Regions from separate parts of the Homo sapiens genome. Here all the other regions are linked to region 3. A link is an interaction called in ENCODE POLR2A ChIA-PET data of the cell type or tissue named here. Cell type or tissue: GM12878. All regions are shown on one strand. Links, peaks and the distances in the headings refer to the core of each region. The heading gives the core; the rest is flanking DNA.

Evidence for each region. ChIA-PET counts read pairs that join two places held together with the same protein. Peaks named below come from ENCODE experiments on the same cell type or tissue, not always from the same donor. Only the 100,000 strongest peaks of a DNase experiment are listed, where the experiment ranks them.
Region 1: POLR2A ChIA-PET joins it to region 3 with 16 read pairs; 2 of 35 experiments call an interaction of 5 or more read pairs at or near these places.
Region 2: POLR2A ChIA-PET joins it to region 3 with 12 read pairs; 2 of 35 experiments call an interaction of 5 or more read pairs at or near these places.

What each region holds. Positions count from the first base shown.
Region 1 is chr13:80,433,497-80,443,784 of GRCh38, reverse strand. No RefSeq gene overlaps it. Among named protein-coding and RNA genes, the nearest start is that of SPRY2, 98 kb to the right of the region's middle. In GM12878, for the core only: no CTCF peak of the experiment used is centred there; no DNase peak of the experiment used is centred there.
Region 2 is chr13:80,451,460-80,461,747 of GRCh38, reverse strand. No RefSeq gene overlaps it. Among named protein-coding and RNA genes, the nearest start is that of SPRY2, 120 kb to the right of the region's middle. RefSeq lists enhancers at 5,094-5,263, 10,269-10,288. In GM12878, for the core only: no CTCF peak of the experiment used is centred there; a DNase peak (open chromatin) is centred at 7,287.
Region 3 is chr13:80,380,880-80,391,167 of GRCh38, reverse strand. No RefSeq gene overlaps it. Among named protein-coding and RNA genes, the nearest start is that of SPRY2, 45 kb to the right of the region's middle. In GM12878, for the core only: no CTCF peak of the experiment used is centred there; a DNase peak (open chromatin) is centred at 5,017.

The sequences.
Region 1 (10,288 bases), core at 743-8,742, 53 kb before region 3:
TTAAGAGGCTCATAAGAAAGGCAAATCCACCTCAAAGATTCACATGATTATTCAGGATATCACTGATAATATTAAAATATCAGTAATATCAACTGAAATGAGAGATTTTTCCCACTGAAATTATTTGAAAAGCTCCCAATATTTATATGTTATCTACCCAATTATTGATAAATATGTACGTGTGTGTATTGGTGTTTGTATGTGTGTGTGTATGAAAAGAGAGAAGGAGGAGAAAAAGAAGAAAGGAGGAGGAGGAAGAAAAGAGGAAGAGAAGGGGGAGGAAGAAGTTATCACTCCAAGGTAGAATTTTTTTTTTAACTTAGTGACAAGAGAAACCTGGACTGTATTTTAAATATTTTCAAAAGTATTACGAAATAAGAACATGAAACTGGGCTGTATTCCATATAAAAAGTTAATCTGGGTAACATGAAAGAATTAATGGATAATGATTTTACATAAATAAGCACATTGGCTCTCACCTACAGCAGACTTGATCACACATTTTTTGGTTAAGTAACTTCATTTAAAAAAATAAGACAAAAGCAAGCATAAGCCAACTAAAATTAGTAGATGGAAGGAAGTAGTAAAGATCAGAGCAGAAATAGATGAAATAGAGATGCAAAGGCAATATAAAAGATTGATAAAATGAAAAGTTTTTTGAAAAGAAATAAAATTGATAAACCACTAGCTAGACTAATAAAAAAGGGATGAGAGAGAAAAGAAGACCCAAATAAACAAAATTGGGAAAGAAAAAGAAAATGTTATAACTGATACCACAAAAATACAAAAGATCAGAGACAAAAACAACTATATACTTGAAAAACTGGAAAATCCAAAGGAAATGTGTAAATTTTTGGACACATACAACCTACCAAGATTGATTCAGAAAGAAATAGAAAGCATGAACAGACCAATAATGAGCAATGAGATTGAATCAGCAATAGAAATTTCCTAACAAAGAATAGCCCAGTCCAGTTTACACACTGCCAAATTCTACTAAACTTACAAAGAAGAACTAACACCAATTATCTTCAAACTATTTCAAAAGATTGAAGCAGAAGGAATTCTTTCTAACTCATTCTATGATGACAGCATTACTTCAAAACCAAAACTTGACAAGGATGCAAAAGAAGAAAGTTACAGGTCAATGTCACTGAGGAACATAGATCCAAAAATCCTTACAATACTAGCAAATCCAATCCAATGGTGCATCAAAAAGATAACACACCATGGTCAAGTGGGATTTATCTCAGGGATGTAGAGATGGTTCAGTATACACAAATCAATAAATGTGATACATCATATCAACAGAATGAAGAACAAAAATCATATGATCATCTCAATACACACAGAAGAAACATTTGATAAAATTCAACCACCCTTCATAAAAATTCTCAACAGGCTAGGCATAGAAGGAAAACATGTCCACATAATAAAGGCTATATATGACTAATGTAATGTTATCATAATACTGAACAGGGAAATGTTGAAAGCCTTTCTTCTAAGAGCTGGAACACAACAAAGCTGCCCAATTTTACCAGATCTGTTCAACATAGTACTGAAAGTCCTAGCCAGAACAATAGGCAAGACAAATACATAAAAAGCATACAAATTGGAAAAGAGGAAGTAAAATTGTCCCCCTTTGCAGATGATGTAATCTTCTATCTAGAGAAACCTAGAGACTCCACCTAAAGACTCTAAGATCTGAAAGCTAAATTCAGTAAAGTTGTAGGATACAAAATCAACATACAAAATGCAGTAGCATTTTCTATACACCAATAATGAACTAAGAAAGAAACCAAGAAGGCAATCTCATTTACAGTAGCTACAAATAAAGTAAAATACTAGGAATAAATTTCACTAAAGTGAAAGACCACTAAAAAGAAAACTACAAAACACTGATGAAAGAAATTGAAGAGGACACAAACAAATGGAAAGATATTCTATGCTTATGGATCAGAATACTGTTACAATTATCATATTGCTCAAAGCAATCTACAGATTCAATTTAATCGTTATCAAAATATTAATGTCATTTTTCACAGAAATAGAAAAAACTATCCTAAAATTCATATGGAACCAACAAAGACCCCAAATACCCAAAGCAATCCTAAGCAAAAAGAACAAAACTGGAGGCATCATACTGCCTTACTTCAAAATATATTAGAAAGCTATAGTAATCAAAACACCAGGGTACCAGCACAAAAACAGACACATGGACCAATGCAACAGAATAGAGAATCCAGAAATAAATCCACATATTTACAGACAATTGATTTTGACAAAGGTCTCAAGAACATACATTGGAGAAAGGATATTCTTGTCCAGAAATGATGCTGCGAAAATTGGATATTTGTAGGCAGAGGAAAGAAACTGGACCCCTATCTCTTTCCACATACAAAAATCAGCCCAAAATAGGTTAAAGACTTAAATGTAAGACCTGAAACTATATAACTACCAGAAGGAAGCTTAGGGAAAACACTTTAAGAATTAGTCTAGGCAAAGGTTTCATGTATATGACTTCAAAAGAACAGGCAACAATAAAAAAATAGACAAATGATACTAAATTAAACTAAAACCTTCCTGCACAGCAAAGAAAACAATGAACACAGTGAAGAGACAACCTGTTGAATAGAGACAAATATTTGTAAACTATTTATCTGAGAAGCCACTAGTGTCTAGAATATACAAGGAACTCAACTCAACAGGAAAACCAACAAATAATCCCAGTAGACAATTCTCAAAAGATGACATACAAACAGCCAACAAGTATATGAAAAAATGCTTAAACTAATGATCAGAGAACTTAAAATCAAAACCACAATGTGACATCATCTCAGCCCAGCTAGGATGGCTATTATCAAAAAAACAAAAAATAACAGATGCTGGTGAGGATGTGAAAAAAAGCGGGGAACTCTTAAACACTTTGGTGGGAATGTAAATTACTATCATTATGGAAAATGGTGTGGAGATTTCTCAAAAAACTAAAAATAGAACTACCACATGATCCAGCAATCCCACTAGTGGGTATTTATCCAAAGGGAAAAAAGTCAATATATCAAAAAGATACCTGTACCCCCACATTTGTTGCAGCACTATTCATAATAGCAAAGATATAGAATCTAATGTAATGATGATCACAATTTAGCCTTGGTACTTATACAGTGTGTATTTGGTCTTAAATTCAGTGTACTGAAATTAAGCATTCATGCTGGATCTTTTCAAGCTGTGTTTTGGAAGAGTCAGTGAGATATGTATGAATAAATGGATGCTGCAGTGGTTATGCTTTTTTAGTTAACAAGTTGGATTTTATTTAATAAGAGCAGTTATGTGATTATTATTGTTGTTGTCACTGCAAGTATAGGAAGTAAAGTTGGCATTTATTAATATTTAAATATATGTATATATTGCTTTATGTCATTGCATCAAATACATAATTGATTGTAGGAAGCCCCATTTTCCTATATACCACTAAGAAAAATGCTTCCAATTAAACTATGACAGAATGCTTTATCACTTACAGTGATTATACTTGTTAGAAGAGTTATTTTAGACTTCTTTAGATAGATTTTTATTGTATATTACTTTTGTGTATACGTAAAATGAATATAGTAGCAAAATAAATGAGTAAAGGCATTTCCAAAGTTCTTTGCATTTAAAGCCTGCTCTTCTAAATCAAAGTTTGATTGAGCATCACCAGTGTCTATGACTTTCCACACACAACTCTCCTTTGCAAAATCAATGTCGGTGTCATGCACTTTCCTTAAAAGAATACTCCCCCACGGTCTGGAGAATTTTCTTCCATGACCCGGTTCCTCATACCATAAATATTCGTGTTGACTTTCTGAATCTCACACTAAAGTTCCAAAGGAGAGTTTTCAGACTAATTTCATGCAGGTAATTACAACTGTTTCATTACTGCAACCTAGCAGACAGCAATTTGTAAGTTGTTTTCCATCATTAGAAGAATCCTGACTTCAAAGAGCTTAAAATGTAAAAAAAAAAAAAAAAAAAAAAGTGCATCTGAGAGTGCATGAAATATGAAAAATATATTTTCTTATTTGGTACAATTATATTTAAGAAGTACATCAAAATTGGCCCCAAAGTGATTTTTTATAGCTACCTAATGCCTAAAAATAAACAGATATAATGGAAATATTGAATGTTATTTTGTAAAAATAATCCTCTGCTTGAAGGAGTTCCAAGTTTTTCAGTTCATGAAAAAGTTTCATGTTTCAATTGAGACATATTTCAAATGTCAAATAATAATGGTACACCCACATGACTGCAAGCATTACAAATAAAAGAACAAATTTGCTCACCATATATGTTGCCAGTAACTATTTGTCCCAGAAGTAAAAAGTTAGGTATGCCCACATACTGTAAAAAGCACATTTATTTCCAAATGTTTATATTGGATTTTAATTTCAATCAATGTTATGTTCATTCTTGAAAAATATTTTAACACAAAATAAGCAGCACATCTACAAGCACTTCCCAATAATGGAAATAGTTTAATTGTGATTACGTTTTTACCCAAGAATTAGCATTTTTAAACTTCTATTTACTACATTTAATAGACAATCTTCTGATCAAGCTATTTTTTTTTTTTTTTTTTTTTTTTGAGACGAAGTCTCACTTGGCCGCCCAGGCTGGAGTGCAGTGGCGTGATCTCGGCTCACTGCAAGCTCCGCCTCCCGGGTTCAGGCCATTCTCCTGTCTCAGTGTCCCAAGTAGCTGGGACCACAGACACCCGCTACCATGCCCGGCTAATTTTTTTGTATTCTTAGTAGAGACGGGGTTTCACCGTGTTAGCCAGGATGGTCTCAATCTCCCCATCTTGTGATCCACCTACCTCAGCCTCCCAAAGTACTGGGATTACAGGCGTGAGCCACTGCACCCAGCCAGATCAAGCGATTTCTAAAACTATACTCTTAGGTCACTCAAGCATACCTCTAAATGCTAATACATAGAATTTATTTAGTATTTATTTTTGTACACCTCCTTGACATATATTATAAATATCAGGGTTGACAATGCCCACATTCTGTATTTGTAAATAAAGTTTTATTGGAATACAACCACACACATTCATTTACATATGGCTGCTTTTCTATTTCAAGACCAGACTTGAATAGGTGCAGTAGAGACTATATGCCTGGCAAAACCAAAAATATTACCCGACCATTTATAGAAAAAAATTGACAACCCCTGCTCTGGAGCAAGGTGACAGTTTTATGCACCCCTTTCTCTGCTGAACACTATGGCTAACCTGGCCTTCAAGCCAATTTGTTTTACACTTCAATAATGAGAAAAATTAGATTGTATTTAATAGTACTGCAGGTACTACTTTCCCATCGAGTAAACTTAGAAAAAAAAGTTTTAAATGTTTCTTTAGAGTACAAGGGAAGCATAACCTCAGTCGAATTATACAATTTTTCTTGTGCTCATATATCAAATCAAGGACTACAAACACCATTTCCTTTTCAGCTGACTACCTCCTGCCTTCCAATATTACAAGTAAAATCTACTTGGTATATTCAGTCATACCATATTTTCAGAGAAGAATCCCAACACATTTCTAAATATCAAATACTATTTTTGAGGGGATAACCTAAGGAACAGTGAGAAATTTCTAATGATTCTTATTTTTGTTTGCTCTGTCCTCCTTTCCTTGTTCTGGATACATGTCCCGAGCCCTTGGCATCAAAGTCAGGGATGGGTTTGCAACCTAGGCTGGGCCAGTTATGTCTCATCTCAGTGTCCAAAGTGGCAGATTCAAGAGAAGGGACATATCTTCAAGCCAGGCAAATCATAGTACTGTCCTGGGTCATCTGGAATTTGAGAAGAGTTTCAAATTTTCAAATCTTTGATCTCAGAGCTGTAATTGAGGCTAAATATTTCATTAGCCACATTTCTAGCTATGGTTCCAGATGGCCCCAGGAGGTCGAGCCAAAGCAGCAGCAGTGATGAGAAGGGAAGGAAAAAGTTCTGATGAGGACCTAGATCGCTGATTTGAGATATTCCTAAAGACAGCTCTACTCCTGCCCTTCCTGGTTTAGATAGAAAAGCCAAAACCATTGTTCTTTTCCTTCAACTAGCTTAAGCTATGTCACTTGCAACCAAGCCCCCTGACTAATAGGACCAGATAATCTTCAGTGCAGGCAGCAGGCAGCATCAACTTCATGAATGTGATACCTTTACTTCTTAAAGGCAGTAATGGCAACAAAATCTAAGAGTGTATTACAGTTTTCTTGTAGAAAGTTTCCCTCCCTTTTACTTCTAGTGGTTTCAGAAACAAAAACAGTTTGCAAAAAAGAAAAAGCATTAGCTCACCATTCTTAGCCCAAGCAGTAATTTAATCTGCCATGTGCTCTTCAAAGCAGATTAACTCTAATCACACAGACTTCCTCTCCATTTAATTATTCTATCTTTCTGTTTGTACTTCACTTCTCATAAAACTTTTATATCTGAAAATTTTAAAATTTATGTAAGATCGACTGTAAGCATTTAGCTCATGTATCAAATTCATTACATCCTGTTAGATATAAGACTAGAAACCTTCTTCAGTGTTGAGTAAGGCAGAACTGTAAAGTGAGGCAAAAGGTAATATAAATAAGAACCAAACTTTTTTAAACTTGGCTGATCCTCTCCTGCTGTGTGCAGCTAATGTTTTGCCTCTGAGAATAGGACTTACTAGCAACCCTGAAGTAAAGACAGGATATTTTTCAACAAGAACTTCTGCTTTGCCAAACATCCCAGTTTGTCTCCAAGGTCTTGAAAAGAAAGAATGAAGAACGGAAACCATAAAGTATGCAGTACAGCTATCATCTAATTACTGAATGAATGGTACAGTTGTTTTGTCTGATTGCGCTGAGCTAGTTATCCACTGCTAGCTTCATTGACAAAAAGGGAACCTACACAAATTATAGGGAAATTCAAGCACTTAAGGAATGTTTTGGTTCAGAGGTTTGCAATGACTATTGGCTTTGGTTTTTGGCAAAAGCTGTCTTTGCCGTATGAACTCAGCTGTGCTGGGTCAGCCTAAAGTGTTCCCAAAAGCCTAGAAGAGGACAGACTTCCGTGTCATCTGTATCCCATCAATAAATTAAAGTGATGTTCTCCAGCTCATGTTTGTTTCTTGGCAGGCTAATCTACAATCAGAAGAAGAAAAGCCTTTCATTTGTGGACTCCAGCTAGAGGAAGGAAGCTTTTGTATGTGGATTCACTGGAGACCAAAATATTAAAAAGTGGAAGAGGAAAACCATATGTTGCAGTTCTCATAAGCAGGCAGCTCAAAGTTCTGGTTAAAGAAATGCTTGAGTTCATTTTACAGAAAAGTAAATATTTTATCATGAGAACAGGGTATACTAATAATATTGATACCTCTGTTACAAACATTGACATTTTAAGTTGTATTCTGTTTTCTCTAATTTTTTAAATCAGGAAAACCTAAGAATTAGATATTTCAAAGAAACACAAAATGACCAAACATTTTAGCATAATTCTTCAAAATGTAACTTAAGAAGGAAAGAAGAGATCCAACAGAATAAAGATAGAAGATAATTTTTATAAGCTTATGATTCCTTCTCTTCTATGAGTCACAGCAAAGTTAGCTGATATTTTATAGTTGCAGCAATTGAATGCAGGTTATAATAGAAGTGGGGAAAATCACTAATAATTATCTGCATCCTATTTCATAGTCAATTCAATAACGTAATGTTAAGATAGTCTCCTTATCTCTTTTGGTTGACAAAGGGTTATCCTTGCCTTCGTATTACTTGTGAATAAGCCTAGTGATGAGAACAAGATTAGTGTGGTCCTCTTCCAACTTCCTATAGGAGAGAATGCAAGAAGATCTTCCCATTCTTTTTAACCTGACCACATTTGTGTTTGATTTCCTTTCTATGTCTTTGAAGCAGCCAAACAAATAAAGCCTGCTTTAATACATGTATCCTTTAAAGAATATGGCTTCCAGCTCAAAGTTTCAGTATGTGAAACCAAAAGTATCTAAGACAGGTCTCAATCAATTTAGAAAGTTTATTTTGCCAAGGTTAAGGTGACAACCATGACACAATCTCAGGAGATCCTGATGACATGTGCCCAAGGTGGATGGGTCACAACTTGGTTTTATACATTTTAGGGAGACATGAGACATCAGTCAAATACATTTAAGATGTACATTGGTTCGGTCCAGAAAGTCAGAACAATTCAAAGCAGGTGCTTCCAGGTTATAGGTAGATTTAAAAATTTTCTGATTGGCAATTTGGTTGAAAGAGTTGCCATCAATATAAAGAAATGTCTGGGATATGACAAGAGGTTGTGGAGACCAAAGTTTTATCAGGCAAATGAAGCCTCCAGGTAGCAGGCTTCAGAGAGAATAGATTATACATGTTTCTTTTCAGACTTAAGGTCTGTCTTGATATTAAATGATGGTCAGCTTTCCTTAAATTCCAAAGGAGAGGAGAGCATAATGAGGCATGTCTAACCCCTACTTTCTGTCATGGCCTGAACTAGTCTTTCAGGTTAACTTTGGAGTGCCCTGGCCAAGACAATGGAGTCCATTCACATGGTTGGGAGGCCTTAGAATTTTATTTTTCATTTGCAAGTACTTTGTAACCTTATGTACCAGTAGTTCATCTCATTACAGAATAGAATTGATTTTTTCCTTTTATGGTGGGGTCACATAAAACAAGCATTAGATCAAGTGTATGACTGGTAGGAGCACGTGATGAAATAGTTGATAGAGTAGGTACTGATGGGGTTCAGAACATGCCATCCCAAATATGATGGTAGGAGGCCAGAGTATACACCCCTAAAATACGCCTATTTGGATGAGTTCTTGTCCTTTGCAGGGACAAGGATGAAGCTGGAAATCATTCTCAGCAAACTAACACAGGAACAGAAAACCAAACACCACGTGTTCTCACTCATAAGTGGGAGCTGAACGATGAGAATGCATAGACACAGGGAGGAGAACATCACACACTGGGGCCTGTCGGGGTGGGGGTAGGGGGTAAGGGGAGGGATAGCATTAGGAGAAATACCTAATGTAGATGACAGGTTGATGGGTGCAGCAAACCACCATGGCATGTGTATACCTATGTAACAAACCTGCATGTTCTGCACATGTATCTCATAACTTAAAGTATATAAAAATAAAAAATATATGCCTCTTTGGCATATTGATTACTTTAAGCTGGTTATTCTCACAAACTGCAGATACAGAAGCTCAGGAAAGTTACCCTTTTGTAAGAGAAATCTGTATCTATAAGGGAAATCTTCATTTGTAAGTGTGTCTCCTCTGCACCAGAAAGAAAAGGATGACTAAATCCCTACAGACTCTTAATCAAATAGAGAAACCTTACATTTGTTTAAGGTGCTTTTCTTGGCCATCTCATCTGAATTGGGCTTTTTTCTTCACCCTTCCATAATGTGTCTCCATTATTTCCCAGGATACCCCAAACCTCTATTCCTCTCTGTAGCTCAGATTGATATATAAGCCTCAATCATCTAGCTTGAGTCTCATATGCATACTCTCATGCATATGTACGTAATTAAAATTGTTTTTCTCTTGTTAATCTGCCTTATGTCAATTTAATTTACAGACAAGCTAATGAACCTGGAAGAGAAGGAAGAGATTGTTTTTTTTTTTTCAAGAATACATTGGACAGAAATGTAAATATGGCTTTGATTATTCATGAGATAACTGAATGTGCACTTACCTTTAATGGAAAGAGGATTAACCCCACAAGTCAGGATTTTCTTTCGTGTCCTAGCCTTACTGAATGGTGAACAGGACAGTCTATGGAGCCAGACTCCTGTGACTTGAGATAGTTACTTAACTTCTCTGAGCCTCAGCTTCCTTATCTTAAAATGGGAATAAAAATAATGCTAACCTGACAGGGTTGAATTATACCTGGCACCTAATAATCACTATGTAATTGGGAAATAAGTTACCCTTCTACTGACAACATAGATCAGATATTAATTTTTCTACGCTCAGTTTTTCTGTTTGTAAATAGAGATAACTAGTGCTTTTTTTCCTCCATAGGAATGTTTTCAACTTTTCCTCTATTGTCTGAAAGTTTGACGATAGGAATTTCTGAAGTAAACTTGACAGTAGACAGATTAAATAGAAGAAAACACATACAAACTTATGTGTGTATGCATGGGAGTACCACAAAATATGAGACTCAAAGAAAGTTCAAATGGTTCAACTTTAAATAGCATTTTGAGCCACCAAAAGAAAAAAAAAAATAGTGACTTCTGTTGGAGAAGTGGTGAC
Region 2 (10,288 bases), core at 917-8,916, 71 kb before region 3:
GGTATGACCTAATGCTAATAGACCAAGTGGGGAAATTCAGCAAGGCCTGTGTGTCTAGATCCTTCTTGGCCTCTCTGAGCATGTATTCCCTCCTTCAGAGTATGGGGCAGGATTATCTCTGGAATGGGGGTCTTATGATGTACACTCCAAACAAGGTAGGTCAGACAATTATTTATGGTAAGTTTTTACACAGAAAGGCAGAGGGAAAATTAGAGAAATATTTTTATGTTTTATAACTAACTTCGGGGAGAAAGAGTTTTGATTTCTATGCCCTGCTTTGGGGAAGAGGGATTCTAGTTTCTATAGCTAGCCTCCAGGGAGAATGGGACTGAGAGACAGGAAGGCAGAAGGAGGTCCGAGAAAAACTTGCCTCTGAGGCTGCTGCTGAGGTCTTCCTTTTGAAATACTGTTTTCTGAGCCCCAGAAGGAAAAAAAAAAAAAAAAAAAAGAAAGAAAGAAATGAAGCAAATTGAAATAGGATGTGGAGTAACTTGGGCATTTCCTTTTTCAGACAGATGATATTATACTATCTTGTATGTAGATGAGAATAATCTTGTAGATAAGAAAAACTAGGCCAGGTGCAGTGGCTCACGCCTGTAATCCCAACACTTTGGGAGGCTGAGGCAGATCGCCTGATGTCAGGAGTTCAAGACCAGCCTGACCAACACGAAGAAACTCCATCTCTGCTAAAAATACAAAATTAGCCAGGCATGGTGGCACATGCCTGTAATCCCAGCTACTCAGGAGGCTGAGGCAGGAGAATCGCTTGAACCCAGGAGGTGGAGATTGTGATGAGTCAAGATCACGCCATTGCACTCCAGCCTGGGCAACAAGAGTGAAACTCGAAAAAAAAAAAAAAAGAAAAGAAAAGAAAAGAAAAGAAAAACTAATCATGCAGGAAGAAGAGAGAGCAGTAGAAATAATATCTGAGAACTGAACTTCATTCCCCTTTGCCCAAAGACATCATTTTTGTCCTTGTCTCATTTCTGAAGATTGTGTTTTTTTAATTCACTAAGAAATTCAAAATAATACCATCCAAACTTGCCATCTTGCTTTCAGTTGGCCTTTTCCAAATGTGAACAGTTATAAATCTTGTGTACAATCAGATACGATCAATACATAACCCAGCTTATATCTAAGCATATGTTAAGCATGACGATATTTTCTATTACATTTCATTGAGAAGAAATGCTGTTTGTGACAACTTCATTGATTCATGATCTGCTAAAATGTGATTAAAAAACAGTAGTCTCGGATCTGGCCATGGAAAGTGGGTGGCTGAGCTGGAGTGAAGAATAAGATCTTTGGAAATGAGGAGGTTCAGAATTTGAGTGACCAGAGTAATGGAAATACACTCAACAGAAGCATACTGAAGATACCAAGAATTTGGTAAGATTCACGTTCACGAGAGGAGCAATAAACCAAGTGCTAATCCTTTAAGAATTGACGTCTGACATGGTCCAAATGTCTCTGAATGTCTGCCACAAGGAGGCATGAGAGGGGACTGAACCTTTATGTTTGAGCTTCATTGGAGTTGGGTATTATTACTTTGTGTACCTTCCCTGGGTGATCTCAACATCTCCTACCACTTTAATGATCAACTGTATGTTAGTGTCTCACATAGACACATCTCCAGTAATGCTCTGTCCTCTGAGCACCAAATCATATAGCCACCTACTTACCTAACACCTTCACAAGCCCAGAAATTACATACATATAAAACTAAGAGTCTCTCATTTCTTAATTGCTTGAGGAAGAAAAGTCAACCCCAATCTTCATATCCCTGTACCTGTCAGGTCACACGTCTATAGATTGAATCACTATTAATTCTAGTTCCTAGATCCCTCTCAGATCTGCCCATTTCTCCAGACTCTTCTGTCACAACTCTACTTTAGGAGAACATCATTTCTTGCCTGGGTCTCTGCAGCAGCTTCCTGATAATTACTTCTGCCTTATTTCTTCTTGGTTTCTATGCAGAAAAATGATTAGAGGGAAAATGACTGAAAGAAAAGACCACCTATTGGACATTTCATTTTATTATTATTGTTTTAATTGCCCAATTTTTCAGTATTTCCAACTTAAAAGAAAATGGCCTGTTGTGCAGAGCTTGGAGAAGGCAGGCTGTACTTTCCATCAAAGTAATTGAAAGAGAACAGATTTTTTTCCTTCCCCATCCTCTAGTACCTAAGGCATGAGCATACAATTTAGGTTCAGACAATTTGATACAAGTACTCAGGACTTTGAATCTGGAGTAGTAAATAAGGTGAAAGAACATTTAGCTGTTTCACTCACCAATAACACCGTCCAGAGGGTGAAGTGTCAGCAGAGCCACAGGTGGGAATGGGATATTTTTCAGCAGTGCCGGTGCTAGTGGTGGTGTCCTAAGCAGATGGTTCTGATGAATCACAATGGCTGTGGCCCCAGCTAACCAGACTTCATTGGTTCTGTCACAGCTTATGAGTCTCGCTGTCCAACTATCTTGTTGATTCTATAAGTATTCCCAAACCTGGTGAAACATTCTCTTCTGCTTGAGCTAACCAAAATCATGTTCTATTGCTTACAATGCAAATTCTGATTGACATAGACCAGTTAAGAAGTTATAGTAATTTAGAATAAAGAGAATAGTGACCTGAATTAAAACAAGGGCAGCATGATAGAAAAAGGAAAGCAGGATTGAAAAATAGTCAGGAGTTAAAATTCACAAAAATGTATTGGATATTGGGATAAAGAGAAGAAAGTCTCAGTTGATGGTTTTTGCCTGGGTAAAGTGGTTGTCAGTAGTTCTAAACACAATAAAGATAGGAAAATAATAATAATGAAGAAGTTGGGCAGATGGCAGGGGTGAAGGAGATGTGGTGGTGGGACTAATTACTATTTTATAAAAGCTGAGTCTGAGATTTTAAGATAATGCTATGGGAGACAGATGGATGAATCTGTGGGAAATGTCAAGGATAAAGATAGAGAATTTAAGTCATCAGGAACTGAAATCATGAAAGGAAATGAGATCACTCTGGAAGGGTTCACAGCATGAGAACAGTGGGTCGAGGATACACATCTGAAAAATACCGTAATTTAAGAGATGAGCTTAGGAAGAGAGGCCTAGAAAATAAATCACATCATTCTGGACCACAGTTTTTTCTTGAGGAGATGGTTTGAATTCAATTGCTCCACATAATTTCCTTGGACATGTAGTGCTACTTAAAAATCATTTCTTGTCTTTGGAAGCTTTTTTGTGAGCAACAATTTCAAATAATTATTATCTGCTTATGTTTCTAATCAAAGATCTAAGTCCCACATTCTTTTCGGGAGACCTCTGTCTTCCAGGTTTGAAGAATAGCAAATCCCTCTGCATTTTAGGCAATATCTAAAATATGAAGAGACTTGCCTATCACTAATACTTCCATATAGATCTCTAAGTACAGAGTTTCTCTACTTTCTCCCTGGGACAACCCTGAGTTTATGGGTTCCAAAGAAGCAGAGCCCTGCTTTAGCCATTCAGTTAGGATCTGCTTGACCCACAAGAGATTTACCAGTTACTCCTCAGGTTTTTTTTTTTTTCTTAATTTTATTTGTAATTGACATGTAATAATTGTACATATTTGTGGGGTATGAAGTAAACCTTTGACAAAGTATACAATGTGTTATGATCCAATTTTAGCATAATTAGCATATCATTTCAAATTGTTTCTTTGTGTATGTTGGGAAAATTAAAAATCCTCTGTTCCAGATATTTAAAACTACCCACTAAATTATTCTAGCTTTACTCACCTGACAGTGCTATATAACACTACAACTTATTTCTCCTATCAATTGTGATTTTCTATCCACTAATCAACCTCTCTGTATCCTCTCTCCCTCCCTTCCCAGCCTCAAATAGCCACAATTCCACTCTCTACTTCTATCAGTTCAACTTTGTTAACATCTACCTATGAATGAGAACATGCCTGAGAGTATTTCTCTCTCTTGCCTGACTTAACATAATGTCCTCCAGGCTCATCCATGTTGTCACAAATGATAGAATTCCTTTCTTTTTTTATGGCTGAATAATATTCCAATGTCTTTGTGTGTGTGTGTGTGCATATATATATATATATATATATATCACATTTTCTTCCATCTATTCACCTGTTGATAGGCACTTAGGTTGACTCCATATCTTGGCTACTATGAAAGTGCAGCAATAACATGGGGGTGCAGATAGCTCTTCAATAAGCTGATTTTCTATCTTTTGGATAAATACCCAGTAGTGGGGTTGCTGGATCATATTGTACTTCTATTTTCAGTTTTTTGAGGAAACAACATACTGTTTTCCATAATGGCTGTACTAATTTACATTCCAACCAACAATGTATGAGAGTCCTCTTTTTTTCTACATCTTCAACAGCATTTTTCATGTTTTTGTCTTTTTGATAATAGCCACTCTAACTGGGGTGAGATGATATCTCATTGTGGTTTGATTTTCATTTCTCTGGTGATTAGTAATGTTGAGCATTTCTTCATATACCTGCTGGCCATTTGTATCTCTTCTTTTGAAAAATGTCTATTCAGATCCTTTGCCCATTTTTAAATAGGATTATTCTTATTATTGTTGTAGAGCTGTTTAAGCCCCTTGTATATTCTGGATGTTATCAGATATATAGATTGCAAATATTTCCTCCCATTTTACGCATTGTATCTTCACTGTTTTTTCCTTTGTTAAGAAGCTTTTTAGTTTAAAACAGTCTTATTTGTCTTTGGCTACTTTTGTTTTTGTTGCCTGTGCTTTTGGTCTTACTCATATTTTTTTTTTTTTTTTTTTTTGCGACAAAGTCTCGCTCTTGTCCCCCAGGCTGAAGTGCAATGGCATGATCTCCACTCACTGAAACCTCCCAGGTTCAAGTGATTCTCCTGCCTCAGCCTCCTGAGTAGCTGGGATTACAGGCGCCTGCCACCACGCCTGGCTAATTTTTGTATTTTTAATAGAGACGGGGTTTCACCATGTTGGCCAGGCTGGTCTCAAACTCCTGACCTCAGGTGATCTGCCCACCTCGGCCTCCCAAAGTGCTGGTATTACAGGTGTGAGTCACCATGCCCAGCTAAATCTTTACTCAGAATAAGGTCGTGAAGAATTTCTTCTATGTTTTCTTCCAGTAGTTTTCTTTGCGGGGGGTGGGGAAGGGGGTTGAGATGGGATCTCACTCTGTCACCCAGGCTGAAGTACAGTGGTGTAAACATAGCTCACTGTAGTCTTGAATTCCTAGACTCAAGCAATCCTCCCACCTCAGCCTCCTGAATAGCTATGACTACAAATGTGCACCACCACACCCAGCTAATTAAAAAAAAAAAAATTGTAGAGATGGGGTCTTGCTATGTTGACCAGGTTGGTCTCAATCTCTTGGCCTCAAACAGTCTTCCCACCTTGGCCTTTCAAAGTGCTGGGATGACAAGCATGAGCCTCTGTGCTCAGCTCTTCTAATAGTTTTATAGTTTCAGGTCTTACATTTAAGTCTTTCATCCATATTGAGTTCATTTTTGTATGTGGTGACAGACAGAGGTCAAGTTTCATTCTTATGTGTATGAATATCCAGTTTTCCTAGCAGCATTTATTGAAGAGGCTGTGCTTTCCCCCATAAATGTTCTTGGTTCTTTTGTCAAAGATCAGTTGGCTGTAAATACCAGATTTGTTTCTGAGCTCTCTATTCTGTTTCATTGGTCTATGTGTCTGTTCTTATGCTACTACCATGCTATTTTGATTTCTATAGCTTTGTAAGTATATTTTGAAGTCAGGTAGTGTGATGCCTCTAGCTTTGCTCTTTCTGCTTGGGATTGCTTTAGCTATCCAGGGTATTTTCTGGTTTCATGTGAATTTTAGGACTTTTTCTATTTCCGTGAAAAATGTCTTTGATATATTGATAGAAATTGCACTGAATCTGTAGATCCTTTAAATAGAATGGTTATTTTAACAATATTAATTCTTATAATCCATAAACATAAAATGTCTTTCCAATTTTTGTGTTGTCTTAGATTTCTTGTATCAGTATTTAGTAGTATTTTTTGTAGAAGTCTTCTACTTCCTTGGTGAAATTTATTCCAAGTTATCTATTTTTCTGGTAGCTATCGTAAATGAGATGGATTTTTTAAATCTAGCTCATTGTTACTGTACAGAAATACTGATTTTTTTTTTTTGAGATGGAATGTGGCTCTGTAACCCAGGCTGGAGTGCATTGGCACCATCCCAGCTCACTGCAGTCTCTGCCTCCCGGGTTCAAGCGATTCTCCTGCCTCCGCCTCCCAAGTAGCTGGGATTTACAGGCACCTGCTGCTGTGCTGGGCTAATTTTTGTATTTTTAGTAGAGACGAGGTTTCGCCATGTTGGCCAGGCTGGTCTCAAACTCCTGACCTCAGGTGATCCACCCGCCTCGGCCTCCCAAAGTACTGGGATTACAAGTGTAAGCCACCGTGCCCAGCCAAAACACTACTGATTTTTGTATGTTGATTTTGTGACCTGCAACTTTGCTGAATTTGTTTGCCATTTCTAAGAGGGTTGTTTTTTTTTTTTTCCAGTTTTATAATGTGTTGTTCTTTTTAAGTTCAGGGGTACATGTGCAGGATGTGCAGTTTTGTTACATAGGTAAACATGTGTCATGGAGGTTTGTTGTAATTTCATAACCCAGGTATTAAACCTAGTATCCATTAGTTCTTTTTCCTGACCGTCTCTCTCCTCCCACCCTCCACACTTCAATGGCCCCAGTGTGTGTTGTTCCCCTCTATGCATTGGTGTGTTCTCATTATTTAGCTCCCACTTATAAGTGAGAACATGCAGTATTTGGTTTTCTGTTCCCACATTAGTTTTCTAAGGATAATGGCCTCCAGCTCCATTCATGTCCCTGCAAAGGACATAATCTTTTTCTGGCTGCATAGTAATCCATGTTGCATATGTACACATTTTCTTTATCCAGTCTATCATTGATGGGTATTTAGGTTGATTCCATGTCTTTGCTATTGTAAATAGTGCTGCAGTGAACATACGTGTTCATGTGTCTTCATAATAGAACAATTTACATTCCTTCAGTTACATACCTACTAATAGGATTGCTGGGTCAAATGGTCTGTCTTTAGGTCTTTGAAGTATTGCCACACTGTCTTCCACAATGGGTGAACTAATTTACACTCCCACCAACAGTGTATAAAAGTGTTCCTTTTGCTCCACAGCCTTGCCAGCACCTGTTATCTTTTGACTTTTTAAAAACAGCCATCCTGACTAGTGTGAGATGGTATGTCATTGTGGTTTGTGGTTTGGATTTCCATTTCTCTAACCGTATTTTGATGAAGTTTTTAGGCTTTTCTATATATAACATTACATCATCTGAAAAAAGGAACAATTTGACTTCCTCTTTTTTCAATTTGAATGTCCTTTATTTCTTTCTGTTGCCTAATTGCTCTGGCTAGGATTTCCAGTACTATGTGAAATAAGAGTGGTGAAAGTGGCCATCTTTGTCTCATTCCAGTTCTTGGAAGACAAGTTTTCAGCTTTTCTTTGTTCAATATGGTGTGGTCTTGTTATATTTTGCCTTTTTGTGTTAAGGTATGTTCTTTCTGTATAATTTTTAAGAGTTTTCATCATGAAGGGATGTTGAATTTTATGAAATGCTTTTCTGAAATGTTTTTCTGCATCTATTGAGGTGATCATATGGTTTTTGTCCTTTATTCTGTTGATGTGATGCATCTTATTTATTGATTTGCACATGTCAAAACATCCTTGCATTCCTAGTAAAACTCCCACTTGATTGTGATATATAATCTTTTTGATGTGCTATTGGATTTGGTGTGGGAGTATTTTGTTGAGGATTTTTGCATCCGTGTTTATCAGTGATACTGGCTTGGCTTTACGGTTTCTTTTGTTGTTGCTGGTTTTTGTTGTTTTATGCTTTTGGTATCAGAGTAATGCTGGCCTGATAGAATGAGCTAGGAAGAATTTCTTCCTCTTCAATGTTTTGGAATAGTTTAAGAATTATTGTTAATACTTTTTAATGAGTTTGGTAGTATTCATCAAGGAAGCTATCCAGTGCTGAGCTTTTCTTTGTTGAAAGAACTTCTATTACTGGTTCAATCATATTACTTGTTATTGGTTGTTCAGGTTTTCTATTTCTTTGTGACTCAATCTTGGTAGGTTGTATGTGTCCCGAAATTTATTCATTTACTCTAGGTTTTCCAATTTTTCAGTGTATAGTTGTTCATAATAGATTCTCATGATCCTTTCTATTTCTGTGGTATCAGCTGTAATACCTCCTTTATTATTTCTGATTTTATTTGGGTATTCTTTTTTATTCTTAGTTTAGCTAATGGTTTGTTGGGATATTGTTTTTTCTTTTCATTTTGCTCATCTTTTTATGTTTTTAGTTTGTTTTGGTTAGTTCTGCTCTGATCTTTATTTCTTTCCTTCTAGTAATTGGGGTTTGGTTTGTTCTTTTCTTCTTGAGGTACATCATTAGGTTGGCTATTTGAAATCTTTCTACATTTATGATGTAGGTGTTTATTGCTATACACTTCCCTCTTAACACCACTTTTGCCATATTCCCTAGGTTTGGGGATGTTGTGTTGCTATTTTCCTTTGTTTCAAGACTTTTTATTTTCTTATTTTCATTGGCTTGTCATTCAGAAGCATGTTGTTTAATTTCCATAGATTTACACAGTTTTCAGTGTTCCTCTTGTCATTGGTTTCTAGTTTTATTCCACTGTGGTCTGAATACATAGAATAGGTACTTGATATAGTTTTGATTTTTTAAAAGTTGTTGAGACTAGTTTTGTGGCCTAACATGTGGTCTATCCTGGAGAATGTTTATGGTGATAAGAAGAATGTGTATTCTGGAAGGAGCAGAGTCACTGGCAGTGACAGAGGCAAGCCCCAGGTAAACCAATCCTCAGGCCACTGCGGTGGTATATTTGTGTGCCAGGTGACTCCACTGCTGGAGAAAGCACGATTGTTGGTAGCAGTAATGGATCCTGGGCAGGCTGGTCCTCAAGTCCCTGGGGAACATGCACAGGTACACAGCTGCTCTGCCACTAGAGAAGGTGGGGCCACCAGTGACAATGGTAGGCCCTGGGCAGGCCAGTTCCATGACCCATGGGGAACACATGTGGGTGTGTGGCTGCTCCACTTCTGAAAATGATGAGGTTGCTGGCAGCAGCAATCCCCAAATAGGTTGCTCCTCATACCCCTGAGGGGCACATGTGGGTATATAGCTGCTCTACCACTGGAGGGAGTAGGGTTACCTGTGGTGATAGTGGTGGCAAGCCACAGGCTAGCTGGTCCTCAGGCCTCTGAGGTGCATGTGAGCACAGAGGTGCTCTGCCACTGAAGAGGGCAGGGCTGCTAAGGAGGCAGCAAGTCTCAAGCAAGCTGGTTTTTAGGCCCCAGAAGGATGCCGGCTCCACTGTGGGTATGGGTAGTGTTACTTTTGGTGGTGGTGGGCCCCAGGCAAATTGCTCTCAGGTTCTAGACAGCAATGCATGTCAGTTCCCTTGGTCCTGGGGGCAGCCTCCCTACATTATTGGACCACCTGTTCCCCAGGGTACAGGATACCACACGGGTTCAGGTACCAGGATGATGGCTGCACAGTTGGGTCCAGCTGGTGTTGCAATGTTGCAGCCTCTAGATGAATGTGACAGGATGTTGGTAGGGCCCCAGGGATGTGGCAATTAGGAGCTATTGGGTCCCAGAGCAGGATGCACTCTGTTGATCACCCAACTCTCAAAAAGACAAAATGCTCTGGTGGCCTGGGTCCCAGAGGGTGGAGGGTAACACTGTAAATTCCCTCTCTTGACTAAGGCAGTCATGTGGACTCCAGACAACTCCTATACTTGGCTCATGGCCTGCAAGGTCCGTGGGGCTCTCCTATTGCTAGGGCAGAAGGCATCTGTGGTGGGAATGTGGAATGTTCTTTGCTTACCTTTCCCCTGTAGTGGGGAGGTCCATCTTAGCTCCAAGTTGATCTTGGCTGGGTACTTCGCTTTTTTTTCTATGCTGCTATCTCAAGTCTCTGTGCCTCTGGGTGTCTTTGTCACTACTTTGCTTAATTCCAGTGTGTTCCTCTAGACACTATTTGACATGTGGTTATCTGTTATTTTGGTATTTCTTTGTGGAGGAGTAAACTGCTGAGTGTCTCTAGTCACCCAACTTGATCTATAACCTAGTTACTCCCTGGTCTTTTGATATTTTTTATCTTCATTGCCTTGTATCAATGAAATATTGCTGGTTAAACATGGATGGACAGTGTTGACATTAAAAATTGCCTTCGAGTTATGAAGC
Region 3 (10,288 bases), core at 1,345-9,344:
AGATCCACCCTTATATTGACAACTGATTTTTGACAATCAGAAGTGCAAAGACAATTTAATGTAAAAAGGATAGTCTTTATAATAAATAATGCTAGAATTGGATATTCATATGCAAAAATATGAATTTCACTTGCAATATGAAATTAACTCAAAGTGGATAATTTACCTAAATATGAAATCTACAACTATGAAACTTCTATAAAAATATATAATAAAAATCTTTGTGACCCTGGATTAGGCAAAGGTTTAGCTATGACACCAAAAGCATAATTTATTAAGGAAAAAATTGATGAACTTCATCAAAATCAAAATCTACTTTTTAAAAGATGCTGTTAAAAGAATAAATAATTCACAGGCTACAGGAAAATATTGGCAAGGTATATTTCTATTAAAGAACTTGTATCTAGAATACAAAAAAAAACTCTTAAAACTCAATAATAAGAAAGCAATCCGATAAAGAAATGAACAAAAGATTTGAACACACTCCTCACCCACAAAGATATACACATGACCAATAAGCACATGAAAAGACATCCAATAGTCATTAGAGAAATGAAAATTCAAACCACAAAGAGACACCACCATACACCTATTCAATTGACTAAAATTAAGTAGGCAGACAATACTAAGTGTTGACAAGGATGTGGAACAATTGAAACTCTCATACAAGGCTAGTGGGAATATAAAATTATACATCACTTTGAAAATCAGTTGGACTGTTTCTTAAATGTAAATCATACACTAAAGCTGTCTGAAAAACTGACAAGCAAAAAATGGAAGAGAATTTATTCTCTCACATAATTGCAAAATCTAGATCAATTACACTTCAGGCACTTCTGAATCCAGGTGCTCAGGATTCAAGTTACTGTTTCTATCTCTTGCTTTGTTTTCCTCTGAGATAACTTCAGTCTTATACAGTTTCTCTCTATATGATGAATTCCAGCAGTGCTTGGTTTACATTCTACCAGCTTAGCAACTCCAGCAAAAAGAGCTTCTCTTTTCCAATGGTTCTAGAGAATATCCTGGAATTGGTCTCATTAGTCTGGCTTACTTTGTATGCATATTTCTTAGCCAGGGGAATACAAATTCCTTAGCCAAGGGAATACAAATTCCTTAGCCAGGGGAATAAAAAGCCCTGGTTTGCTAGGATTCAGTTAAATATACCCCCACATTCCAAAGAAGCATCAACCCACTCAATCCATATGAACTGACTCAGGTGATAGAAAAAAGTTCCCTCAAAGTTAAAGTGCTATTATCATAAGATGGGGCAATGGTTGTTGTGCAACATTAATTACTGAACAAAATTTTCTCAACCAGTGACTGATTGGGAAATATCTTTTCTGGTCAGAAGTATCAATGCTATGTGGCACTGGCATTGATTGTTTGTTCTACCCTCTCTTCTTGGGAGGGCTCAATACACTCAAAAATGAAAAGTATTTGTTATTCTCTGGCCACTACAACTGTTGATCTGTGATCATGTTACCTTTTTTTTTTAATCTGTCAGAACAAGTTATTCAGAGCCTCCGATGGATGCTCCTTCCATGGACACCTTGCAAGTGTACCAAGCACACTGCATTGACTTAATTATGAAAAGCAAGTAGAGAAGTTTTCTATGACTACCAACCCAGACATCTCTCCTTCTCTGTTGCACTGACCTTCAGGGACAGGGCTTCTTTTGAATCTTTTGGGTCCTTTGCAATTCTTCCCTCACTTTAGTAATTTTTATCAGAAATAGAACAGAGAGAGAAAATAGGCAAGAGTGTGGAAAGCTGTAGTATTTTCATAACCATAAAAGGCTATCTGGTGGAAGGTCTTCTGACTCTTTGCCTGCTTTCTATTGCTAAACTGCACAACATTTATTAAAACATCCCAAAAGCCAAATAGACTGGTTGCTGGCACAAAGTTAATTTAAAGAGCTGAGGTAGAAAGATTACAGAACTGGAGAGCAATGAGAGCCACTTTCTGAGGAAAATTGAACAACCAGGAAAATAGTGGAGGTTTCATAACTCTGCTTAAAGCCATGCAAATGAATGGGGCTTATTAAATATTTCTGGCACACAGTCCTTTTGAATTGTGCCATATAAAAAGCAGCATTAGCAATGACTTACTAATATAAAAATCTATATGAGAGATATTAGCAAGAACTTACTAATCATTAGAGTTAGAAGCTGCTATGTTGAGGCTGCTATATGGTTATATTAACAACTGCCTATTCTATTTCACAGAAGTCATTTCTATTTGATTTCTTAAAGTCTGCTTTAGGTAAAAAAAAAGTTCAAGATTTTCACGTACATGTTCATTGTTTTCTAAGTCATCTCTTAATGGGCTAGATTTGATTATTTCATTCAAAGAAATCCTAGACCGCTCTGCCTGACTTTCAACAAAGGGTTCAAGTAGCAACACGCGGGAGTTAGTTGGTGACCTTCCAGTTAACCTCTACTGGGCTCTCTCTGTGGCACTGCTTGATGAGGACCATGGATATTTGCTGACTCTCAGGTAACAGGTTATCCAGCTGCTGTTTTAAGCCTGATCGTTCCACTAGTTCATCCTATAAAAAAATTCAGGGGCCGTCAGCAGGTGGATTTAAGTATTGCAATGAGTTTAACAGGTTTGAAAACACATTCTTTAGCTTGTGCATTATTACCTCTTACTCGAATTCTTTTTTTGCTTTATAGAAAAACCTCATTTCAATAAAATTATGACAGACAATTTTGCCTCTATCCAGGAAGAAAACTGGACTACCTTGAATTTCATAAAGATTTTATATATTCTATATGTGCAGTTGGCATTTTTATGTCCTTTTTAGCAGTTTAGAAAAAGCTCCACCAATATTCTCAAGTCCACCTAGCTAGTAAGTGAAAGAACAGAAACTTGGACTCAGGTATTCTGAGCAAGTCCATCCACCAAGCTTTCCTCCTTTACTCAAAAAATAATAACGACCACTACATTTGCATAACACTTGGAAATACCGACAGCATTTCACTTGCATGATCTCATTTGATCTTAAAAGTGTAGTAAGTGTGCAGTAAGCAGGATAAGGTATTGAGGCTCCATTTTACAGATGTGGAAACCAAGACCCTAGGCAATGATAGTGGGAGGGTTAAATGATTTACCTAAGATCAAACAACTTTCAAGTGGCAAAGTCAAATCTAGAAGCCAGGAACTAGAACTCTGCATTCACATCATAGTCTAGCTCTACAACAATAGCTTATTCATTGTTTTTCATTCAAATTCTTCCTCAGTTTATCTAATTAAATTTTTGATAAACAGATTTTCCTCCATGAGGAAAAAAACTGAACTACTTTGGATTTTATGAGGATTTCAGAATACTTTTATAGGGAAAAAGCTTCTGTTGTACAGCTGCTTTTGACAAAATCCAGAATAATAAATTCTGCAGTGATTGTGGCTGTGGTGATGATGATAATGATGATGATAAAAAATAAATGTCAATTATTTCCAATGTGTTGTTAATTCAGCTTTAGCTTTTCAATGACGAAAATTCATATCCACCTTGTTTATAATGTTAGCGTATTTTTTTTATTTTTAAGAGAATTAATGATTTTATTGTGAGCATTATGGATTAACATTTGAGAGGTTTCTTTTAACCATCTATTAAGTTTTTACTTTAAAAATTATTCAGAAAAAAATTATAATAAAATACTTTGTAAGCATAGAAAGGGTCATTCAACATGTATACACTCATTTCATTTTTGACATGGAGAGTAAATAAAAGTTATTTTTAAATGGATTGTTAAATATTGTGTCAGAACAGTTGCTACTTAATTTCTCACTATAATGAAAAAAATATTGTGTACTTTGGTTCTAAGCAGTATAACATAGAAATCTAAACATTCTTGAAAGATGCCTGATTCAGTAGGAAGAGAGCAGATAGATTGTCTGCATTGAACAATAATACAACTGTGATTTAGAGATTTAAAAAATTCTCTGCAAATGTTAACATTAGTCAATATGAAGGCATTCACAGAAAGATAATGAGGAGATTACATTCCTTCTTTTTTAGAAAGTAAGCTTCTTGTAAAAATGAATTTTATTTCTACTGAAAAGGGTTGTGTGTGTGTGTGTGTGTAAATGGTAACACTTTGCCAACTACTGGGTGCAATTCATGTGTATAGCATCTTTAAAATTATTACCCCATTAGAGAGTTAAAATTATATCAATTATTTGGTTTCATTTAGCCTTTAGTGTTTGATTACTAGACAATAGAGCTTCATGGATAATAAAAATGAAATTTCCAATAAAAAATTAAAAAAACCTCTAGCTGTGCCAAAGTTCTGAGGGTTTCAAGTTATACAACAAAGCCACTGGCTTTCAAACAGTGCCACAACTCCAGCACCTTGTGCCAGATATTACATTTACTCAGGGTCATTTGGACAAAAGTAATGAAAAATATTAAAGCAATGTTTACATAGCAGATATGCAATAGCAATCATGTTATGTACATTGGTGATAAGAGTAAGAATTGGATTGTTTGGGAGAAAAGTGACATTTTCTCTTAAGTAGTGGAAAATTACCAGTATGCAGTATGTTGGCATTTTCTACTTAACTTTATTCCTTTATTTTTTTTTCATGCAGCTCCACTGTAAACCATTATGATAGTTATCATAATACATATGCACACATACAAATACATATAATCAGAAATGTTTTCTAGAAGTGATCTGAAAGCCAAAGAAATATGGTGATAAACTATAAATTATACCTTATTCAGTCTATTTCTATGATGAGATAAAAGGGCAAAGTGTGTGAGCAGTAATTATGCACAGAAAATGCTTATTAGGTGCCCTCAAATGGCAGACCACTATCCAGTCTTACTCTTCCTGGTCTTACTCTAACAAATTGTATAGGATTCTAATTGCAAGTGAGTATTGCTCAGTTCATCTTAACAATATATCATAAGCCTGAGCTCCACCAATAGGTTCAAGCTGAGAGATGTCTTGTGGCCCCACATGTGGTTTCCTTTGAAAACCACTGAGCTATAGCTGCCCCTGAAACACCTCTATGTTTGCTTCATCTTAGTGATAGCTTTTCTTTATTAGTTTATTCAGCAACCATGTAGTTGGGTCCTTGATTTCCCATCCAACACATCTTTTTGTCCCCTTCTTTAGCTCCTGACACCTTATTTCTTATTCCCAAACTGAGTATCATTTCCCCATATAAAGGGCTCTACGTAATTATTAGTCCCCAGTCCAACCCACAAAAGCCTAAGTAATCCATGGTATACCTAAAAGTTGTATTTCAACTACTCTCAAGTATACTCGGAGTTTTCTTTCCCTTGGGAAAATACTGAATTCTCACTAGAGGAGCAAGCAAAGGACGTCTTCCCAAGATTCTAACAGAAACCTTTACCTACTCCTTGAACAGAGAGAAATGGAACTAACCTTACTGCCTTCATTGTTGCCACAGTCATTTTACACAGATTATGTCACCAAATTTTACACAGATTATCTCATTTTCTCGAAGATATTACACAGATTTTACAAATGGGGAAACTGAGTGCCAGAGAGCACAAAGCAAAAAATGGAGTAAGTGATCAAGTCGGGATTTACACCGGTAGCAGTCTAACTTCAGAGTTTGTGCTCCATCCTGCCTTTCAAAAGAAAATCCCGCGGTCCAAGTCTATTACTGCTTGGGTGTTCTAAGTGAGGAACAAAGAAAAATTAGTCCCTTAGAGAAAGAATCCTATTCCCCAAAATCCACATGTTGAAGCCCTAACCTCTTGTACGTCAGTACACAGTATGTTGGAGTTTTATACTTTATGTTACATAAAAAAGACTTCAGAATATGACTGCATTTGGTGATATGGTCTTCAAAGGGGTAATTAAGTTAAAATGAGGCCATCAGGAGAGGGACCTTAGAAAAAAAACCACCTTGATCTTGGACTTCCAGGCTCCACAATTGTAAGAAATAAATTTCTGTTATTTAAGTCACCCAATCTGTGGTATTTTGCCATGACAGCCCTAGCAAACTAACCACAGTTCTCATGGTAAACACCACTGGATCTCCTACCCATTCACGTGGGATGAGTTATCTTGAGGCCATTGTTGGGCTCAAGGCTCATTAATGCAATTCCTTTTCTCCCCTAGGCTTGAGGTATGATTTCTATAGAGCTTTTTATATTAACCAAATCAGGATAACTTATATTAAATCTTCAAGTATTTTCTTTAGGCACAGGAGACCATATCAATGCGCAGGACTAGAAATAGGGATACAAAATAAACAGGAGAGAGATGTCTACAGCATGCCTGATGTCTTTGGCACACTCTTGGTCTGTGAGCCAAGCATCACAGGGCTTAGCTTAGCACACCCCAAGGCTTAGTGCTAAGCTAAGACTTCGGGTGCTACAATAAGGACAGGCATTGGAGCTGAGTTCCTAAGCATGTGAAAAAATTGAACATACTTTATTAGTCTAATACTTTATAGTACAGCATAGTAGTTAAGAATGCAAACAGGAGATACACTGCCTGGCCTTAAATCTGGGATCCTTCACTTAGTAAGTGGGACATTCAGCAAGTTATTTAAACTTTCTGCACCTCAATTTTTTACGTCTTAAATAGAAGGGTTGTTATGAGGATTAACTCAGTTAATGCATTTAAAGAGTTCCAATACCTCTAGCACATAGTAAAGGCTCAATATATTTTAATATTATTGCTTTTGGTACAGAGGCACAACATTTTCAGGTTTGTTTCCTTTTTTTTAATTACGTATCCACCTATATGAACAGAGCAGAATTCGTATTTTTGTGACATCTGATTCCATTAAATGAATATAGATATAGAGCTATTTCTGCTATCAAAAGATTTGGTGTATTCAAAAAGTTTCTATAAATGGTGATTGTTTTATTCAGAAACTAGGTGTTTAGCTTTCCAATATATTGTCAATCTGTCATTCATTTAACAGTCATTCATTATGCATTTACTACATGCTAGGCAATGCTATAGGCAATGTAAACGCAAGAGAGGATAGCACAAGTCCTGTTCTTGGAGTTTGAATTGCGTAGTCTAATGGAAGAAATAGATATGAAAACAAATAATTATAAATATGCATCTAATACATTTAACCAACACTTAGCAGATTTTCAGTATTTACTAAATGAATGAATGAGTGCTTGAATAAAGTCATATAATGGGAGAAAAAAAAATCAGCAGAAGAAAAGAAACATTTAGAGGGAGCAAATAACTCAGCCTAAAGAATTAAGCAACACTTCACAGAGAATGTAATATTTGAATTAATTTTTTTTTTTTTTGAGACGGAGTCTCGCTCTGTTGCCCAGGCTGGAGTGCAGTGACATGATCTCAGCTCACTGCAAGCTCCGCCTCCTGGGTTCACGCCATTCTCCTGCCTCAACCTCCCGAGCAGCTGGGACTACAGGCGCCCGCCACCATGCCCGGCTAATTTTTTTTTATTTTTATTTTTTAGTAGAGACAGGGTTTCACCGTGTTAGCCAGGATGGTCTTGATCTCCTGACCTTGTGATCCACCCACCTCAGCCTCCCAAAGTGCTGGGATTACAGGTGTGAGCCACCGCGCCCAGCCTTGAATTAATCTTAAAGTGTATCCATTAAAAAGTATTATTAAATAAGAAATTTCTTTTTCCTTTTTTGAGACAAGGTCTTGCTCTGTCACCTAGGCTAGAGTTCAGTGGCATGATCACAGATCACTCCATCCTTGACTTCCTGGGCTCAAGTGATCCTCCCACCTCAGCCTATCAGGTAGCTGGAACTGCAGGCATTGTACCAACATTCCTGGCTAATTTTTTATTTTTAGTTTTTGTGGAGATGGAGTCTCACTACGTTGCTCAGGTTGGTTTCCAACTCCTGAGCTCAAGTGATCCTCCCACCTAGTCCTCCCAGAGTACTGGGATTACAGGCATGAGCCACTGTACCCAGCCTAAATTAGCAATTTCAACATGCAGAAAGAGGAAATCTTTACAAAAGCATTAATTCCTCATTGGAAACCCTCTGAACAAATGAAAAAATTTCAATTCTTTTATATATATATATATATTTAAAATCAGTGATGTAGTAGAATCTGCTTGTCTCTGCCCTCAGCATATATTTGATGGATATGTCAACATTTTAGAAAAACTCTTTGTTTTAGCTCTGCATCATCTTTATCACCAGACTTGCTGCCCTTTGTCAGAATGAGGTGGGTCTGAGGCTCAGCGATGCACAACGTGACCAACACCACAACCAGGATAGGAACCACCATGCCCAGGTCTCCCCTTTACCCACAGTGTCCTATGGTGGCTGGTGTGCTGCTGGATTCAGCTCAGGACTGACTTTGGAACCACCTGAGAAGCGGCCAGAATCTATTGCCACATAGACAGTGCCCTATGCACAGCTGTCAATTCAACAAAGAGCCACTTAGTTTAAGTATGGCAGATCCAAGATGAATGGATGGCATCCTGTTTGGACAGCTGCTGCATTAAGGCCTGTGGATGAAAGAAAATATGACATCTACTACAAAAGATATCATTTGGGAAGAAATTTCTGAGAACTGCTTTCTGCTAGGACTTCAAACCATGTAATATGCAGCTCCAAACACAGTAATCACTGTGTAACTATAAACCTTGATGATCCAATGCTTAGAAATGCCCTGGTTATTATAATGGGCTTTGAAATATAATGCAGCATGGCCAATATCCCACAATGTTCCATGCACAATTATGTATCAACCTTGTTTTTATGGATGGAAACCTATTAGAGAAAATAAGGGGGGGCCGGGTATGGTGGCTCACGCCTGTAATCCCAGCACTTTGGGAGGCTGAGGTGGGCAGATCATCTGAGGTCGGGAGTTTGAGACCAGCCTGGCCAACATGGTGAAACTAAATACACAATTAAATTGTCCCATAAGGCTATTTCATATTCTTTTTTTTCTCCACTCTACTAAAAATACAAAAATTAGCTAGGCATGGTGGTGGGCGCCTGTAATCCCAGCTACTCAGGAGGCTGAGGCAGGAGAATTGCTTGAACCCAGGAGGCGGAGGTTGCAGTGAGCTGAGATGGTGCCACTGTACTCCAGCCCGGGTGACAGAGCTAGACTCTGTCTCAAAAAAAAAAAAAAAAGAAAAGAAAGAAAAGAAAAGAAGGGAAAAAACAATGTGTTTTTCTGATGGAATTAAAGTAGGGGGCATCACTTGGTAGATCCAAATTACCCCTAAAGAATGGCCCCAAACTGAGACAAGGAAATCCTGGGAGGCCTCATAGTACACTCAAACTAAATTACATCTGCGTGTGATTGCTCATCTAAGCCTAGTATGAGGGATCCAACATTTCTGGATGCAAAACGTATTCTAAGTGCACTGGTGTTATTAGTGCACGATAGTAACTAATAGTTTAATGGTGGCTTAAACAACACTGGCCCACAAGACAGAAACGGGCTACAGGGTAGATAGATGCCAAGCTAGGTATACTAAGATGAGTTGTGTTTGCTCTTTAATGAGGAGTAGCATTCAAAGGAAAAAGATGTATTAACTAGAAGAGAAGGAATGCTCTTTTGGGAAGAAGGCAAAGGGGATCAGCCTGGGAAGATAATGAGGCATTAGCAAAGTGGGTTAGGCAGACTCAATAAATAACACTGGACACTGCTAAAATCCAATGTTGGAAATGGGTCTGTGCTGGAACCCAACGTAGCCTCATGACTAATTCAAATGAAAACTGAAGTGGGCATGAGGCGATGGCCTTCTATTCTAGCTGCTGAGGTTCCAGGGGCACACCTGTGTGAGTCCTATGGCTCCCCAAACATGTGGAAGTTCTCTGGGGACACTTGTAATTTACACAAATAGGACTGTTCTCACATCTGTAACTGGTTGATATTAAAATATATCCCACGAGACAGTTAATAAGGATAGGAGGTCTTGTAAATATTACTGTGTCCTCCCCATAGGTGTGAGGTGGGCCCTGCTGTGTAATAACACACAATGGAACTCAGCCTCAGTACAAACCTGAGAGATAAGATGGGCTGACTGGCTTTGTTCCCAATTAATTTACAGAAATAACTGTCCTGTCTAATTGTACTGACATTTGCCCTTGTGTGAGCAAGAGTAGATTCTGTGGGAAAGGAAGAGCAAATACCTTTGAAATTCTTGCTTTTTTATGAAATTGAATTATACCATGGTCACAACACAAAAAGATGTAATACTGGCATTGTTGGTAAGACTAAACTACCTCATGTAAATAAGTTTCATGATCTGATATTGACGATCAAGTGTATTGGAAGATGGAGTTAAAGCATATTGGAAGATGGAGTTAAAGCGTACTGGAAGATGG